Regions from separate parts of the Homo sapiens genome. Here region 1 is linked to region 2. A link is a loop called in an ENCODE intact Hi-C map of the cell type or tissue named here. Cell type or tissue: tibial artery. All regions are shown on one strand. Each heading gives the region's core, and the rest is flanking DNA. Links, peaks and the distances in the headings are about the cores only.

Region 1 (8,279 bases), core at 1,028-6,027, 250 kb before region 2:
CATCACCAGATGGTTTGTATTATTCAGGATATATGTTTCATATGTGTGTAGCTTGAATTGATGCATGTATATTTTAATCTATTGAAGACTAGGGTTGAGCCTTACTTACGTCTTTGTATCTTCCCCAGTGTCTGACACAGTAAACTACTATTGGGACATGTAAATTAGGGCAATTATAGCCATTTAATACTCTGTGTTATGGAATTCACAGGAGAACTACCTGTAAAATATAAAACTAATTTTTCTCAAAACTGTGTTTGCAGATTTTTGGGCAAAAATCAAGACATGTATCCCCAGATGGGATAACTTGGGTCTAAAGAGCAGATAAATTACACTTAATATGAAGCAAGAAGTTAGGGATGGCAAAGTAGGGAAGAATAGAGAAGGAGACAGATGCTAAAAAGTGTAGTTCATGAAGAAAGTACATTCTAAGTTCTGTGGAAAGAAAGAGAACAGCAGGAACTTTGGGATATCGTGAATCCTGCTTTTATCATGTGCTTCAGACACATTTTCAAGAAGCACTCACTACAAGGCATAAACGAAGAGGAAATTAGGAGAAATTAAAGGGTGTCTGCACATTTTGGTCAAATGACAAGGAGGCCTTGGAAGAAGATTATTGAGCCAGTTGGATAGGTCATGCGGTGAAATTACAGTGATGTCTGGCTAAAATGTATGGTACTGAACTTACTTGCCTGTGCAAATCACTCTATTCTTTGAATGTCTGAACACTGTACTCCACCTAGAGTACCTTGTTTCAACACGGCTAGCAATTTTTCATATGTGAACACTTTGCATCCTATTTTTTTCTGAGTAAGAATCTGCTTGGAGTTAAATAAAATATGCATTTATAACAGACAGGAAAGCACTGATATATTTTCATGATTGTCAGCATACTGACTATTGATTAACTTTAAGTTTGCCTATTCATCTTCATTAAAACCTACTTCCCAAATCCACCACCACCCACTTTAAGAGATTAATTGATATTTCCTTTTTCTTTCTTTCTCTCTCTCTTTTTTTTTTTTTTTTTTTTTTTTTTTTTTTTTGAGACAGAGTCTTGCTCTGCTGCCAGGCTGGAGTACAGTGGCGCAATCTCCACCTCCCGGATTCAAGTGATTCTCCTGCCTCAGCCTCCCTAGTAGCTGGGCTTACAGGCGCACACCACCATGCCCTGCTAATTTTTGTATTTTTAGTAGAGATGAGGTTTCAGTAGGCTGGTCTCAAACTCCTGACCTCAAGTGATCCACCCATCTCAGCCACCCAAAGTGCTGGGATTACAGGTGTGAGCCACCACGCCCAGCCCTATATTTCCTAAAACTGCAAATGATCATAGAATTTCAGTGCTAGGTGCAAACTTAGAATTCAATGCCTTTTGAAGATCACATAAAATACTAGACAATTTAAGCTGAGAGTCTCTTCAAGGAAACTAGCAGATTGCAGTTCCCACCCACAAGGTCTTGTGGAAAGTCACTAACTTAAACATGATTATTCAGCTTTTTTTGTTCCGTGGATGTAATTATACAAAGAAACCATCTGAAATTCTAAGAATCCATTTTTTCTCTACAAATAAGGGTTGAGAAAAGGTAATTTTGAGCACAAACACTTGCAGGGCTTTACTGATGAAAAGCAGAAGTCTGACCTGCATGAGACAGAAGCCACTTTTTGGCCACAGAAAAGGTCTGGCCAAAGTCTCCAATGGACTTAGAAATGTCGTATATTTATTTCTGCTTCCAGTTGGCAGTTTTTAAGTTGGTGACAAAATGAAGCCTGTAAATATAAACGAAATTTCTCTATTTTTATTGAAATCTCATTATATCAAGGTGCTCGGCTGTCTCTTGAATGAAAGTAACAAAATATCTCCAACTAAGAACAAGGATTACAGGTGCAAATAGAGATGTAGGATATTCTAGTACCACATAACAGAGAGAGCAATAGCACTAAATCAGACACGAGGGTCATAGGATCCCAATAAGGAAAATAAGGAAAATCTCCACGATCTGTAGAAAAGACTCCTTTTTCCCTCACAGATCTGTTAAAGGATCCGAACAGTCCACGTTCCAGTCCAGCCAAAGAAAAACATGAACCTCAAAATACTCACTGTGGCTAAGTCATAAAAGAAATAAACACACAGAACTTTGGGCACTTGTGCTCTTCCTGGAAAAACTGAAGACTCTTGGCAACTTTTATCTTCCACTTACAGTCTCTACCTCCTGGCCTTCATTTCTTCTATACGTGAAGCAGTAGCTTTAACTTGCCCACTGACTTTTCCTTAAAAAATAGTCTGTTTTCCTGCCTCTAGTTCCAAAACTAGACTCCATGTGATTTTGGCAAATTTCAACCTAAGAAGGTACTCCGTTCATTTCCTCCTATTATGTCACCACTACCATAAACAAATCCATTTGGCCCTCATCCAGTTGAGCTTATCCTTGAAGTGAGGTGGAAATTTCCATATGGTGAGAATTTTTTACTGCAATATTACTTTATAAGTTGCATGCAAATTCTGCAACATTCTTAAATGCTCAATAACATGTAACTGACAAATTCAATTAAATGAATCTTATTCATTTGGAATCCTCACCTGCAGGCATTTTCCTGGATTACAAACCTTTCTCAGAAGAGGTATAAAGTACAAAGAATCTAGGGGGATTAGCTGTCTTACGGTGTTCATGACAGGCATAAAACCACCCAGGGAAAGCATGCTTTGGCCCTTTTTAACAATAATGCTGTGCATCTGGTCTGTGACTTGGGCTTTCAAGAGCTTCATCTTTTCTATTATGAATTATGTGCAGCTCTCAAAACCTCTAAGAGGTAAGATTTTACTGTTACCCTCCCCACTAGTACCTATAATGAAATTTGGAAAATACCCACTCAGCATGATTCAGTAGCAATGCTTAAAATGAGAACTTGAAGAAACCATTGCTATTTTTTTGCATCATGAAGAGGATGCTTGTCCTTAATCTAGCCCTGACTGAAAAACTAATTTCCAATCTAAAAACCTGCCTGCAAGGAACTTTTTTTTTAAAACTCTTCCAGTCCCTTTCCTGGAAACAAGAAGCACAAAAATGTATATCTGTAATACTAGCAATTGCTGGTTTGGGCATTCTATTTTCACTTAATGCTAGAGTTAGAAGATATATTATTTTCTATTGATAATAAAAATATTGGATATCACTGATTATAGTATGTATTCTGCATACTTCCAAATAGATCTGAGGAACTTCTTATTAGAAATAACAGAAGGTGGTAAGAGACTCTCTTGCCAGGGTTCTGGTTTACCACAGTCAAGCATTAAATTTAGCTCTGGGCTTCCCAGAGCCAAGACAAGAATGACATACAATTAATGATATAGTTCTCATGGTCTGGTAAAGGAATCATAGTTGTTCTTCAAGTCAGGCAAACATTTTCCTGGCACAAACTTCCAAAAGGAATTGAATCATGGGCCTCACATAAGAGACACTGGACAATCTAAACATGTAGGTGCAGAAACTTCACTCAGAGGAAGCAGTAGACTTTGCCTCAGAGAAACAGTGAATGTGGAAATTAACAAGAGAAGAAAGCCTGCTCTAGACTATGTTTCTGCTATGGCTGAAATTGCATTATTTAAACTTAACTTCTACCCAAACTCTAGAATGCATAGTGTACCCTCTGTGCCCTCAATTTAAAAAAGAAACATAGAGCTGGGAGCCATGGCTCATGCCTGTAATCCCAACACTTTGGGAGGCCAAGGCAGGTAGATCACCTGAGGGCAGGAGTTTGAGATGAGCCTGGCCAACATGGTGAAACCCTGTCTCTACTAAAAATACAAAAATTAGCGAGGTGTGGTGGTGCACACTTATAATCCCAGCTACTTGGGAGGCTGAGGCATGAGAATCACTTGAACCCGGAAGGTGGAGGTTTCAGTGAGCCGAGATGATGCCACTGCACTCCAGTCTTGGTGACAGAGTGAGACTCTGTCTCAAAAAATAAATAAATAAGTAAAATAAATAAATAAGAAAAATAAATGAGCCTTGTGTTAAGAGAATTATGCAAAGATAATTCCACTTCTTCATTAACTTCACAAATCTTTCTCAATTTTAAATCTTCTACTATTCCACATAGAACCCATTTGACAACTATGACCTGTGTTCATTTCAGAACAACTTTGGGAAGGTTTTCAATGAAAACAAGAATTAGGGACAAGGCCAATCCACACAGCTGAGATTAGTTCTAGTTCTCTTCCAACAGAATAGCATGTGCTATGCTAATTATACAAAATAATGTTCAATCACTTTTGAGGTCATATAAATGAGAACAACATAAGCTGTGAAATTAAAATGAACCATAAAACTAGTTTTATAGCTCAGAAGTGATTTCTTTAAATATCCCATGAAATTTTGCTCTAAGACAACTGTCTCAAAATAGTTATAAATGCCTGTTTTTCCAGTGTCATGAGAAAAATATTTGATATTAATTCAGCTCTCTCCACTACATTCAGATATGCTTCACAGATGTTTATGTTTTCTAGATGTGTAGTGAGAAAATCTTCTTGATAGGAAAAGATTATGGGCCTTAGAATCCTAGGACTGTGTACAAATTGCATTTCCTCCACCAGTTACTACATGATTTTAGGCAAGTTACTTAACCTCTACAAATCTTAGTTTCTTCACCTTTAAATTGGGATAATATTACCTACTGCATGGGGTTGTTCTGACTATTATTATTATTATTATTACAATGTATGTAAAAGTATCTACTACAATGCCTAACATAAAAATAGGTGCTCAATAGATGTTTGTTCCCTCCCACTGACACCCATACTCTTGCAAACAGAATTTTCTACTAGTCCAGGAGACTATCCTTCCCAACTTGCCAGTTACATAGCTTTCTTATACTGCTTTTTAAAAATGATACAAGAGTCTAAACAATGTGGTACTGGCATAAGGATAGATATAGAGATCAATGGAATAGAGAGCCCAGAAACAAACCCTCACATTTATGGTCAATGATTTTCAACAAGGATGCCAAAACATTTCTATGGGAAAAGAAGTCTTTTCAATAAGTGGTGCTGACACAACAGGATAACATATGCAAAAGAATGAATATAAACTCCTACTTTGTACAAGTAAAAAAATTAGCTCAAAACGATCATAGACCTAAACATAAGAGCTAAAACTATGAAAGTATGAAGAACACGTAGGAGTAAATCTTCATGATGTTGGGTTAGGCAATAATTTCTTGGCTATGACACCAGAAGAATAAATGCCAAAAGAAAAAATATATATAAACTGGACTTCATTAAAACTAAAAACTTGTGTGTGACAAGGGGACATCATCAAGAAAGTGAAAAGGCAACCCACAGAATGGGTGAAAATATTTGCAAAATGTGTATCTGTATCTCATGAGGGACTTGTTTCTACAATATATAAAGAACTCTTACAAAGCAACAATAAAAAGACAAACCAATTTTTAAAATGGCAAAGCACATAAATATTTCTCCAAAAAGATATTCAAATGGCCAATATGCACATGAAAAGATACTCAGCATCATTCATCATCAGTGAAATGCAAACCAAAACCACAATGAGGTACCACGTGATACACACTAGGATGGCTAAAACAGAAAAGACATATGATAACAAGTGTTGGTGAGGATGTAGAGAAATTGAAATTGTCAAACTTTGTTTGCTGGTGGGACTGTGAATGGTGCAACCAGTCTGAGAAACATTTCGATAATGTCTCAAAAGATGAAACTTAGGATTATTGTACTATATGACTCAGAAATTCCTCTCCTAGGTAAATATCCAAGAGAAAGAAAAATATGTCCATACAAAAACTTAAACACAGATATTCACAGCAGCATTATTCATAATAGCCAAAAAGTAGAAACAACCCAAATGTTCATCAGCTGATGAGTGGACAAACAAAATGTGGTAAATACATACAATGGAATATTATTCAGCCATAAAAAAACACGAAGTATTGAAACATGTTACAACATGGATGGACTTTGAAAACATTATGCCAAGTGAAAGAAGCCAGTCACAAAAGTCTACCTATGGTACAATTTTGTTTATATGAAATGTCCCGAAAAAGCAAATCTAAAGAGACAAAAAACAGATTAGTGTTTGCCTAGGGCTAGGGTGGGGGTGGGAGGTAGAGGGCAGTGTGGAGTGATTGCTAATGGGTACCCAGTTCTTTCTAGGGTGATAAAAATGTTCTGAAATCAGATTGTGGTGATGGTTGCGGAACTCTGTGAGTATACTAAAATCCACTGAACTGTAGACTTCAAGTGGGTGAATTTTATGATATGTAAAATATATCTCAATTTAAAAAAATGAAATCAAGGTAAAAATGATAGAAACAGTTGTGTTCTCAACAACCAGGAGCAACTTCAGTGAACATTTGCTGAACACTTACTATGTGTGTGAGAGGGATACAAAGGCAACTAAGCAAGGCCTCCATCCTCAAGGAGTTTAAAATCCAGTGTATTTATGTGGTTCAGTGAAGGTCAATGAATATTTTAATTGCCAGTGTGACCAGAATTAAATAAAGAGCTGTAATACATAGTATTTGCTTAACACTCAATGCCTTTAAGGACTGTGCTACATCTAGGGGTAGAGTTTGCATGTCCTGGTCCACTAGAGTCACCCAGGCTTTTGGGTGAGAGAGAAGGAACTAGGCAAAAGCTCTACACTAAAGATAAGAGCAGGTGCCAGGGGGGTCCATCCACACTAGAAACAGATGCTGGGTGGGGAATGGAATTAGAGAAGGTTCTCTAGGGACTGAGAGTTAACAAGGTGAGAGGTAGAAGGCAGTACACAAAAGCCCTGAAGCATCAGAGAGAATGGCAGAAGACACAAATGGAGGGAAAATGAGAAGATATTAACTCAGGGGTAAGGTTGATGTTAGTGGGGACACCAAGGGTCCTAGAAGTCACATTACAAAGTTTAAACTGAGGGCCCTGAGGAGCCATTGAGGGTTTTAAATCCCAGGAATGATCTGATCTTGTTTTAGAAAGATCTCTCTGGCTGCTCTGTGAAGAGATGCATTAAATGGGAGCAAGACCAAGAATGGAAAGACTGGTCTTCCAGGAGAGTGGGGATAGGATTAGGATCAGTGGTGGCAGTGAGCTTGCAATACTGATTGGGCAGTCATTGAGAGGAAAAGACGTCAAGGATGATGTCCAGGTTTTGAGGCTGAGTGATGCATGGCAGGTTGTCCAGGCCATGGAAGCAGCAAACATGGATAAGGGGCTGGATTCTGGTGGGGGCCATGGTAAATGGGACATATTCTTCATATGAGTGGAAAAGACCACAGGCAATGGGATAGGCAAAATTGGAGCTTCCCTCCTGGAACTTTAAACGCCAGTGTCAAATCCTTTCCTTTGCCACCAGATTGTGTAATTGGGTTCAGCTATACTTTCCTTGGCCAACTTCTGTCTCAAAAACTCAGACTACACCAACATTAAATTGTGCCGATAAATCTTACTGAATGCTTTTCAGCTTAGCTTAATGAAAAATATCAGCTAACAGACTAGGGGAAACACTCTCCCCAGGGGACTTCATGATCCAGATTCTGGTAGAGCCCGGGACACTAGCTCTTTATAAGTTTCTCCAGGCTGGAGTGAATGAGATATCATTGTTGTTTATTTCAAAGGCACATGAAGTGCACCAGTGGTCTAAATCAGTATTCCTCATGGACACCGCTACATTGGTTAGTTCAACAACTAAAATAACTACAGAAAAAGAAATTCACTTCTTTTGAGTTAATCTTTTGGAGTTACACAGACTACTACTTTAGAAACCATCATAGGTTTGTAAACCAGAACAGGCCCTCCAATCCTAATGGAATTATTGATTCTCAAGTCAAATAGAGTTTCAGGACAACTCTTAATGCATTTATTGATTGCTAATGGGATCAAATTAACATGAAAAAATAATTGATAAACACATCCTAAAAATAAAGTTACATCTGAAACCATCTGTTTCCTAATGTGGGATTCTGTCAGTGCAAAATTCCCTTAGAAACCTGAACTTTCTTTGACCTGATGGAAAGTAGCCACGTCAGCATCGGATGAAAGACAGTATGATATGCATGTCCAAAAATAAACAATTGCTGTTAAGTGCATTTTAACCTCAAAGGCCTCAAAAGAAAAAGCAACTACCATGTCTACTGATAACACAAAAGGAATTTAGGAGAAACATTGCAAACGTAGAAAACAAATTGTTAAGTCATTCTTATCTTTGTCTGAAACTGGCTGTGGCCCAGAAGCCCAGCTTCTCTTTCTCTCAGCCCAGAAC
Region 2 (8,279 bases), core at 1,518-6,517:
TATTCCTTTATATATTTTTTCTACACTAATATTTCTGCTCTCTTTCTGGACTCTAATGACATAAATGCTAGACCTTTTGATATTATTCCATAGGTCCCTGCAGCACTGTTTTTCTTCCTTTTTTCTGTGTTTCAGGCTGTATAATTTTCTTTCTTTTCTTTCTTTCTTTTTTTTTTTTTTTTTTTTGAGAGAGGGTCTCACTCTGTTGCCCAGGCTGGAATGCAGTGGCGCTATCTCAGCTCACTGCAACCTCTGCCCTCCTGGGTTCAAGCAATTCTCCTGCCTCAGCCTCCTGAGTAGCTGGGACGACAGGCGTGTGCCACCACACCTGACTAATTTTTGTATTTTTTGGTAGAGATGGGGTTTCATCATGTTGGCCAGGCTGGTCTTGAACTCCTAGCCTTAAGCAATCTGCCCACCTCAGCCTCCCAAAGTGCTGGGATTACAGGCACGAGCCACCACGACCAGCCCAGACTGTATAATTTCTATTGATCTATCTTGAAGTTCACCGACTCTTCTTTATCAGCTCCATTCTGCTATTGGACCCATAGAGTTAATTTTAAATTTCAGATATTGTGTTTTTCAGTTCTATAATTTTCATTTGTTTTGTTTGTTCATTTGTTTGGCTTTAGTTTCTATTTCACTGCTATTTTTCCATTCATTTCAAGAGTGTTCAACTTTGTCTCATGGAGAATGGTTACAATAGCTGCATTAAAGTTTTTGTCTGACAACACCAATATTTGGATGATCATCTCAAATGAGCTCATCACAGCTGAAATAATCTATTTTTAGTCTTTTCCCTTGAGTACTGCTCGTATTTTCCTGTTTTTTTTTTTTTGTATAATGAGTAATTTTGGACTGTCTATTAGACATTTTGAATACCATGTTCTGAGCCTCTAGGTCTAGTTAAAATCCTCTCGAGGGTGTTGATGTTTGTTTGGTTAAGCAGAGAATCAACCTAGTGAGACTCAGACCACAAGTTTTGTCTCACCTTCTGTGGACAGTGGCTCTAATGTCAGTTTAGTTTTTAAAGCCTTTGCTATGAGGTTTGGGTTTGCCCAGCGCATGTGCCACTCAGGGGTTAATCTAGGACCTGGGCAGTGGTTCACATGGCAGTTGAGTTTTCGAAGCCTCTGCTTTGCTCCTTTGGGCCTGTGTGGCATATATGCACTTGGAGGTGAGCCTGGGGCTTAGCTCATACACAGAATCAGGGGATCCTCTTCTCCAGTTCTTCTCTCCCTTTAGATCCTTCAGATCCACCCCCAACCTCCGCTCCAGGGGCCCCTTTATGTGGTTTCTCTGATCAGAAAAACAGGTTTCTGTTAGGTTGTAGTTCCCCATTCTGTCATGCACTTCTGCATAACTGAGGTTGCCTTTGGGAGCAAAGTAGCAAAAAAAAAAAAAAAAAAAAAAAAAAAGAGGAAAATAACAGAGATTATCTCACACTCCGGTCAGAAATGTGGGTCTTCTTTTGAGATTTTAGGTGCCTGCACCCCACCACAACACCAATGCAGATCTTCAACTGGGGCCTGTCTTGGGGTAGAGTTAAGAAAGAAAAGGGAAAGAAAAAGAAAAAACAGTCTGGACACTGTGGCTCACACCAGCCAGGCAACATAGTGTGATCCAATCGCTAACCAAACATAAAAAATTAAAAAAAAAAAAAATTAGCCAAGTGTAGTGGTGCATGACTGCAGTCCCAGCTATTTGGGAAGCTAAGGCAGGAGGATCACTTGAGCCCAGGAGGTAGAGGCTGCAGTGAGCTATGGTTACACCACTGTACTCCAGCCTGGGCAACAGCGTGAGACTCAATCTCAAAAAATTAAAAGAAAAGAAAAAACAAATAAAATAGGAATTCCCCATATTCTTGAGCAAGAGCCCACTTTCCTAGACCTCTGGTTAGAAGTAGGAGGTTTCTCTTGGAGATGTTGCTGCCAGTGCCTGCTGCATAGTTCCATAATTCCATTGGCTCTTAGGTCAAAGCCAAGAGATAGAGGAGAGAAAATAAACCTCCAAAACTCACCACACAAGGGATTCATGAAGCTTTGACTTTATTCCCCATTCTCCATTCACCTGATTTTGTTTTCTTCTCTGTCCCTATTCTTATCATCCCTGCTGTTATATTAGGTTGGTGCAAAAGTAATTGCAGTTTTCGAAAACCTCAATTACTTTAGCACCAACCTAAGTACTTTTAAGAAGCCTCAGATAGTTGCTTTCAGTATTATCCAGAGTTTTTAATCAATGAGAAAGATATTTGTTGACTTCCTCCATCCTGGTGAGCACGGGAAGGTGGTGCCCATGATTTTAATGAGAATGGGCTAAGGGAACTTGTGATACTTGTCTTGATTTTTTTTAAACCTTCATCTGAATTGATACAGGAGCATACTTCATGTCAGGTAAGAATAAAAAAGGAAACAATTATTTGACACACCTTAATTAAGCACCTGCTAGGTGCCCGCTACTCTGGGAAAAGGCAACAGGGGTTCAACACATGGTCCCTGCTTTCGAGGGAGGCAACATCCACAGAAAGCATAGCCTATGTGAAAAAATACAAGACTGTACACAACTAAGGGCAAAAAAGATACAGAGAAAGGAAACAAGGTAAAAACTGGGGAATTAGAGGTGACACGGAGGCCGTTCAAGCCCCCAGCTAGACCTTGATGGAGAAGACAAGGCACTTTCCATCAGAGGGCAAGGGGATGGGGCGGGGTGATTATTATTCCAAAGTTGGCTTTGTACCTTTTTATTACACAGTGAGTTTGTTTTCCCAAAAGGAAAGAAAGAGACTGTTTCTAAGGGCATTTGATCACTCCTGACCCTGTTCTTCCCTCGCCTTCTCTCAACGTGGTGGAAAAGTGTTTCCAGGACTTTGGTTCAGAGTGAGGACTGGAGGCCCAGCCACACTGGAGTGAGTCATGAGATCTTTCCTGGGGAGTCTTGAATTACCACATACAAAACTCTCAGTAACTGTCGGAACTCAGCTGGTTGCTGGTTTTGCTTGCATGCTTTAGCTGCGTTAAAGCACTCGGTAGTTTATTTTTCATATTTTATTTGGGTTAATTCCTAAAAATCACAAAGGCAGCGCCTTCATGCTAGGACAGTATCTATTATATTTTTTAAAATTTTGTTAAGTATTCAGGAAGGCTTTGCGTGGACTGCTCCTGTTAGAAGACAACCACAAAGCGGGGGAGGCCACGGGTAGAGCGGTTGCACAGATGGCAAGTGTAAGCAAATAGCGGCCAAGTCCATTGTGAAGTTTCACTTGCAGCTGTGTGGAAAATACCTATGCTGGTGACTCAATGTCTTTGGATTTCTAGCTTTAAATTACAGCAGAGAAGACTCATTTTCAAGTGCTGAGCATATAGGGAGACTGGCAAATGTGGGCCAGTTTTGAGCCCATCAGTTACCATACACTGCACTACAGAAGGATAATTAAAAGCAGGGGGAAGGGGGAAGTCTTGTGGTAATCAGGGCATCAAGCATGGTACCTGGACAGCTGGCATGGCAACCAACCTGACAGCAATACTGTGTCTATTTCCAATAATAGAAATTTAGCTCCCTTCCAGTGTAGCTGTATGCTGGGGTCTTGATTTTCTTTTCTGGAATGAGGTGTGCGCAGATGCAACGTTATTGCTCACCTGGCCCATCAGAGTCACGTATAAATGGTCAGGCCAGTGACTGTATCATACTTGTGCCTCTCACAGTTTTGTCTGGGAACTCTACCTTGTGTTGTAAAAGACCTTGTGTCCTCTGACCCCCCTCCCCCGACTTCCACTCTCCTCTTGGTCTGCCGCTGGGACTGTATTTTGTCGCTTATCTAACACAAAATAAACAGAACAATCTGGAGCTAATTTAAGTGGTTTACCATATCAGGATACAGCTGGGAAAGATTTTAAGAAAAGGCTCAACAGGAACAATAGCGCTGTGAAGTGGAGCAGCAGCGGAGAGCACAGGAAGGCAGTTTCAGGCAGCCTGGCAGACAGCTGTCAGCCACTCCAATAACAATTCCTGCAGCCAATGAAAACGGGCAGGCTCTGTGCGGGCAGCCTGGCCGGAACACCAACAATGAAAACAAGGGATTAGAGAGCATTCTCAGTTAATGGCTTGAGTGTCAGGGCCACCAGTCTCCCGGGAGCCAGTGCTCCCAACCAGCAAGGACTGGAGAGGAACTGCAGATGAAACAACACTTCATTTCTCTACAACACTGGCCAAGACTTTTTTTTTTTTTTTTGACATGCATGCATCCACGCTGGCTTTATCCTGACTTATGAATCCAGCAAGGCCCACAGAGGAACATCTGGTTTTGACATTAATTTCTTCTACTCTGCAGGATGGTTGGGTTTTTAACTCATTGGGGGCCTTTGGCTAGACCTTGAATTTCCTGGTGCAACTTGACAGAGGTGAGAGGGCTTGAGGGAGTTAAATAAAACTATGTGCTGCCCTTGAAAGGACTTGCAAATGCTTTATATATTAAACAAAGAAACTCCACTTGGATCAAGCTCTTGACAAAGATCCAACCAATTAGGTAAACGGTATAGTCTCGAAAGGCAGTGACATTTCATGCAAGGAATACTGAATTGGAAGCATGGAGACTTGGACTCTTGGTCTACTTCTGTCACTGCAAAAGGTTTCTGGGTCAAAGTTTCCTCACTTAGGACCATGTGCCCTTATCCTCTTCTTCATCATTTCATTTATGATATTAGCTTATGCTCACACATTTTTTTTTCCAGAGAGTACTTGACTTAGTAAAAATTTCCCTCTAACAACAGCAACTTTTGGGTTTATTATAAAGTAATTCCACATGTTTAAGAATAACTTTAAAAAATAATCTGTGTCTGTGTTCTTAAGTTGTAGGGAAAAGAGAGAGAGATCAGACCATTACTGTCTCTATGTAGAAAGGGAAAGACATAAGAAACTCCATTTTGATCTGTACCCTGAACAATTGCTTTGCCCTGAGATGCTGTTAATCTGTAACTTTGCCCCAACCTTGAGCTCACAGAAACATGTGTTGTATGGAATCAAGGTTTAAGGGATCTAGGGCTGTGTGGGATGTGCCTTGTTAACAAAATGTTTACAGGCAGTATGTTTGGTAAAAGTCATCGCCATTCTCCATTCTCGATAAACCAGGGGCACAATGCACTGCAGAAAGCCACAGGGACCTCTGCCCAGGAAAACTGGGTATTATCCAAGGTTTCTCCCCATGTGATAGTCTGAAATATGGCCTTGTGGGATGGGAAAGACCTGACCATCCCCCCAGCCCGAGACCCGTGAAGGGTCTGTGCTGAGGAGGATTAGCAAAAGAGGAAGGCCTCTTGCAGTTGAGATAGAGGAAGGCCACTGTCTCCTGCCTGCCCCTGGGAACTGAATGTCTCGGTATAAAACCCGATTGTACATTTGTTCAATTCTGAGATAGGAGAAAAGCCGCCCTGTGGCGGGAGGCGAGACATGTTGGCAGCAATGCTGCTCTGCTACTCTTTACTCCACTGAGATGTTTGGGTGGAGAGAAGCATAAATGTGGCCTACATGCACATCCAGGCATAGTACCTTCCCTTGAACTTATTTGTGACACAGATTCCTTTGCTCACATGTTTTCTTGCTGACCTTCTCCCCACTATCACCCTGTTCTCCTGCCGCATTCCTCTTGCTGAGATAGTGAAAATAGTAATCAATAAATACTGAGGAAACCCGGGGACCGGTGCCGGTGCAGGTCCTCTGTATGCTAAGCACCGGTCTCCTGGGCCCGCTGTTCTTTCTCTATACTTTGTCTCTGTGTCTTATTTCTTTTCTCAGTCTCTCGTCCCACCCGATGAGAAATACCCACAGGTGTGGAGGGGCTGGCCCCCTTCATAAAGTAAGAAGAATGTCATCTGAAGGTCCAATAAAAATAAACAAATGAAGAAGTAGAAATTAATGTTGTATTAGTCACTGCCCCATCTATTGTTACATCACATCATAATACATCATTGAAATAGCATTGATTATTAAAGTTTCCATGATAATAGAATGTAAGACTAAATTTTCAGTGTAAAAATAAGAGAGATATGGATAGGTCTTCTAAAAGCAGAAAAGAAGATGAAAACTTCTAAAGGATAAAAAGATGGGTAGGATTGGGAAATATCCCCTTTAGAAATAGAACATCTCTTCTATTTCTAGACCAAGTAAGTTCAGACAACGATTACTTCAAAAATATCTGAGCACACTAAAAAAATTTTTAAAAATCCAACTATCTGAAAATATAAAATCTCTCTAGAACAGCTCTCAAGCAATAGTGTGTCGAATCACCTAGAAGTCTTGTGAAAACAGACTGCTGGGAACCATCTCCAGAGCTTCTGGTCCAGAAAGGGGCCTGAGAATTTGCCTTTCTAACAAGTTTCCAGGTGATAGTGATATTGCTGCTCCTGGGACCATACTTAGAGAACTATTGCTCCAGAAAGAGATTTAATGGCTAATACAATAAAGTCAAGTGATCTTACTCTGTATTTTTGTTGTTGTTGTTCTTTTAAATCAACAAAAGTGATTCAAGTGTCAAGTGTGGTTGAATGGTGAGAATGAAAAAATAAGCAAAAAACGAAGGGGTATTGAATCAGTGCAGAATAGTCAGAAGTCACACACAGAGAAAATGGATGTATTTTACCTTTGGTGAGGAGTAAATTATAAAAGGACTGTAGCTACTTTCTGAAAGGTAAAATTGTCCTGACTCAAGGATGAAAAGGTATGTCAAAGGGGAATGTTTTATAATAATGAGTCCCTGGGTCTAGACCTGATACCAGTGGTTCTCATCCTGGCTACATTATAGAATTACTTGGGCACACTTTGGGAGGCCAACGCAGATGGATCATCTGAGGTCAGGAGTTTGAGACCAGCCTGGCCAACATGGTGAAACCCCGTCTCTACTAAAAATACAAAAATTAGCCGGGTGTGGTGGTGCACGCCTGTAATTCCAGCTACTCAGGAGGCTGAGGCACTAGAATCGCTTGAAACCAGGAGGCGGAGGTTGCAGTGAGCTCAGATCGCACAACTGCACTCCAGCCTGGGGAACAGAGTGAGACTCCCTCTAAAAAAAAAAAAAAAAAAAAAAAAAAAAAAAAAAAAAAAGAATAACTTGGGCAATTAGAAACTTGAAAGGGGGCTTTCCGGGTGATTTCCAAGTACAGAGAAGATTATGAACCTGCCTACAAGGTGTTCTACTCTGCAGAAAAGATGAAGTGTTGAATCACAAAGAGACGAGAGACACAGCTTTCTATGGATGGTGATTTTAATTCCCATGACTGGACCACAGAATCTCAATACAAAGACAATGAGGTCAAGATAGATTAAATGATATGCAAGAGGCTGTACAGCTAGTTAGGGGCAAATCCACTATTAAACCTCTTTTCCTGAAGCCCATCCAAATTTCTGTCTACCATATTATTTGACTGAATTTGCAATAATAATTTTAAAAATAGAAAAAAGGTGGTATTTGGGGAGAATCTAAAATAGAGATCTCAGTACACAACAGTAAGGTCAATTATCACATTGGAGATTCCAGTGTTTTCAATCAAAATATCCACTATAAGAAACTAAGAAGTCAACACAGGCTTTCATCAATTCTGAAACTACCTCTAATGTAAACAGAGCTTTCACTATCTACAAGCCAAGTGGTTCCAGTGAGGTTGGTTACTGACGTTATTGTAGTACACAAAAGCCATGGGAAATTGAAGCATAAGGAAAAAGAGAGAAGATGGCCTACAGTGATGTTGTCTGGCAACCTTAAGAGATCACAGGCAGGCTCTTCTCCAGCAAGCTGTTTCTCATACTCCATCAACGATATCAACATATTGCACTGGGAGAGGTTTGCCAGAAGGAAAGTGAGGTCATGGAGTGATTTGGTGAAGCCCACAGCTCGTCTGTAACTCAGCCTACTTTATGGGACTCAAAGTGAATTAAAACTACATTTTAAAAGCTGTGTCTTCCACCTGGTTCTCCTCACTGTTTTTGGCTAGCAGGAAAAGGGCCTGTCAGTTTTATCTGTAGGAGGTAAAAAGGAACAGCACATTTCAGGGAAAAGCAAATAAACATATTTGCTGCGGTGGTTTCAGGTTTACCAATGCAGCAGGTGGGTCAGGAAGCACAGCACTGATCCCAATCACTGCAACATTAACATTTTGCTCAACCAAACATGATGTCACATGGCCCATGAGAAAGCATGTTTTGAGCTCATAATATGAAATAGAGGTCAGACAGGAGCTTCTCCCCCATGTGACCAACGCATCTACATTTTACAGGAATTTCTTCCTCTTGGG

What was found. Peaks named below come from ENCODE experiments on the same cell type or tissue, not always from the same donor. Only the 100,000 strongest peaks of a DNase experiment are listed, where the experiment ranks them.
Region 1: a loop joins it to region 2, with 3 times the contacts of the local background. A loop is called at or near these places in 13 of 110 quality-filtered maps.

Annotation. Positions count from the first base shown.
Region 1 is chr5:78,651,749-78,660,027 of GRCh38, forward strand. It overlaps LOC124900191 (a long non-coding RNA gene), which reads right to left. Exons shown (of 5, transcript XR_007058832.1): 5 at 6,011-8,279. Among named protein-coding and RNA genes, the nearest start is that of LHFPL2, 7.1 kb to the left of the region's middle. In tibial artery, for the core only: no CTCF peak of the experiment used is centred there; no DNase peak of the experiment used is centred there; H3K27ac peaks cover 4,288 bases.
Region 2 is chr5:78,904,520-78,912,798 of GRCh38, forward strand. The region is part of intron 4 of ARSB (arylsulfatase B); the gene reads right to left. Among named protein-coding and RNA genes, the nearest start is that of ARSB, 77 kb to the right of the region's middle. In tibial artery, for the core only: a CTCF peak has its summit at 4,044; a DNase peak (open chromatin) is centred at 4,043; H3K4me3 peaks cover 1,427 bases; H3K27ac peaks cover 3,975 bases.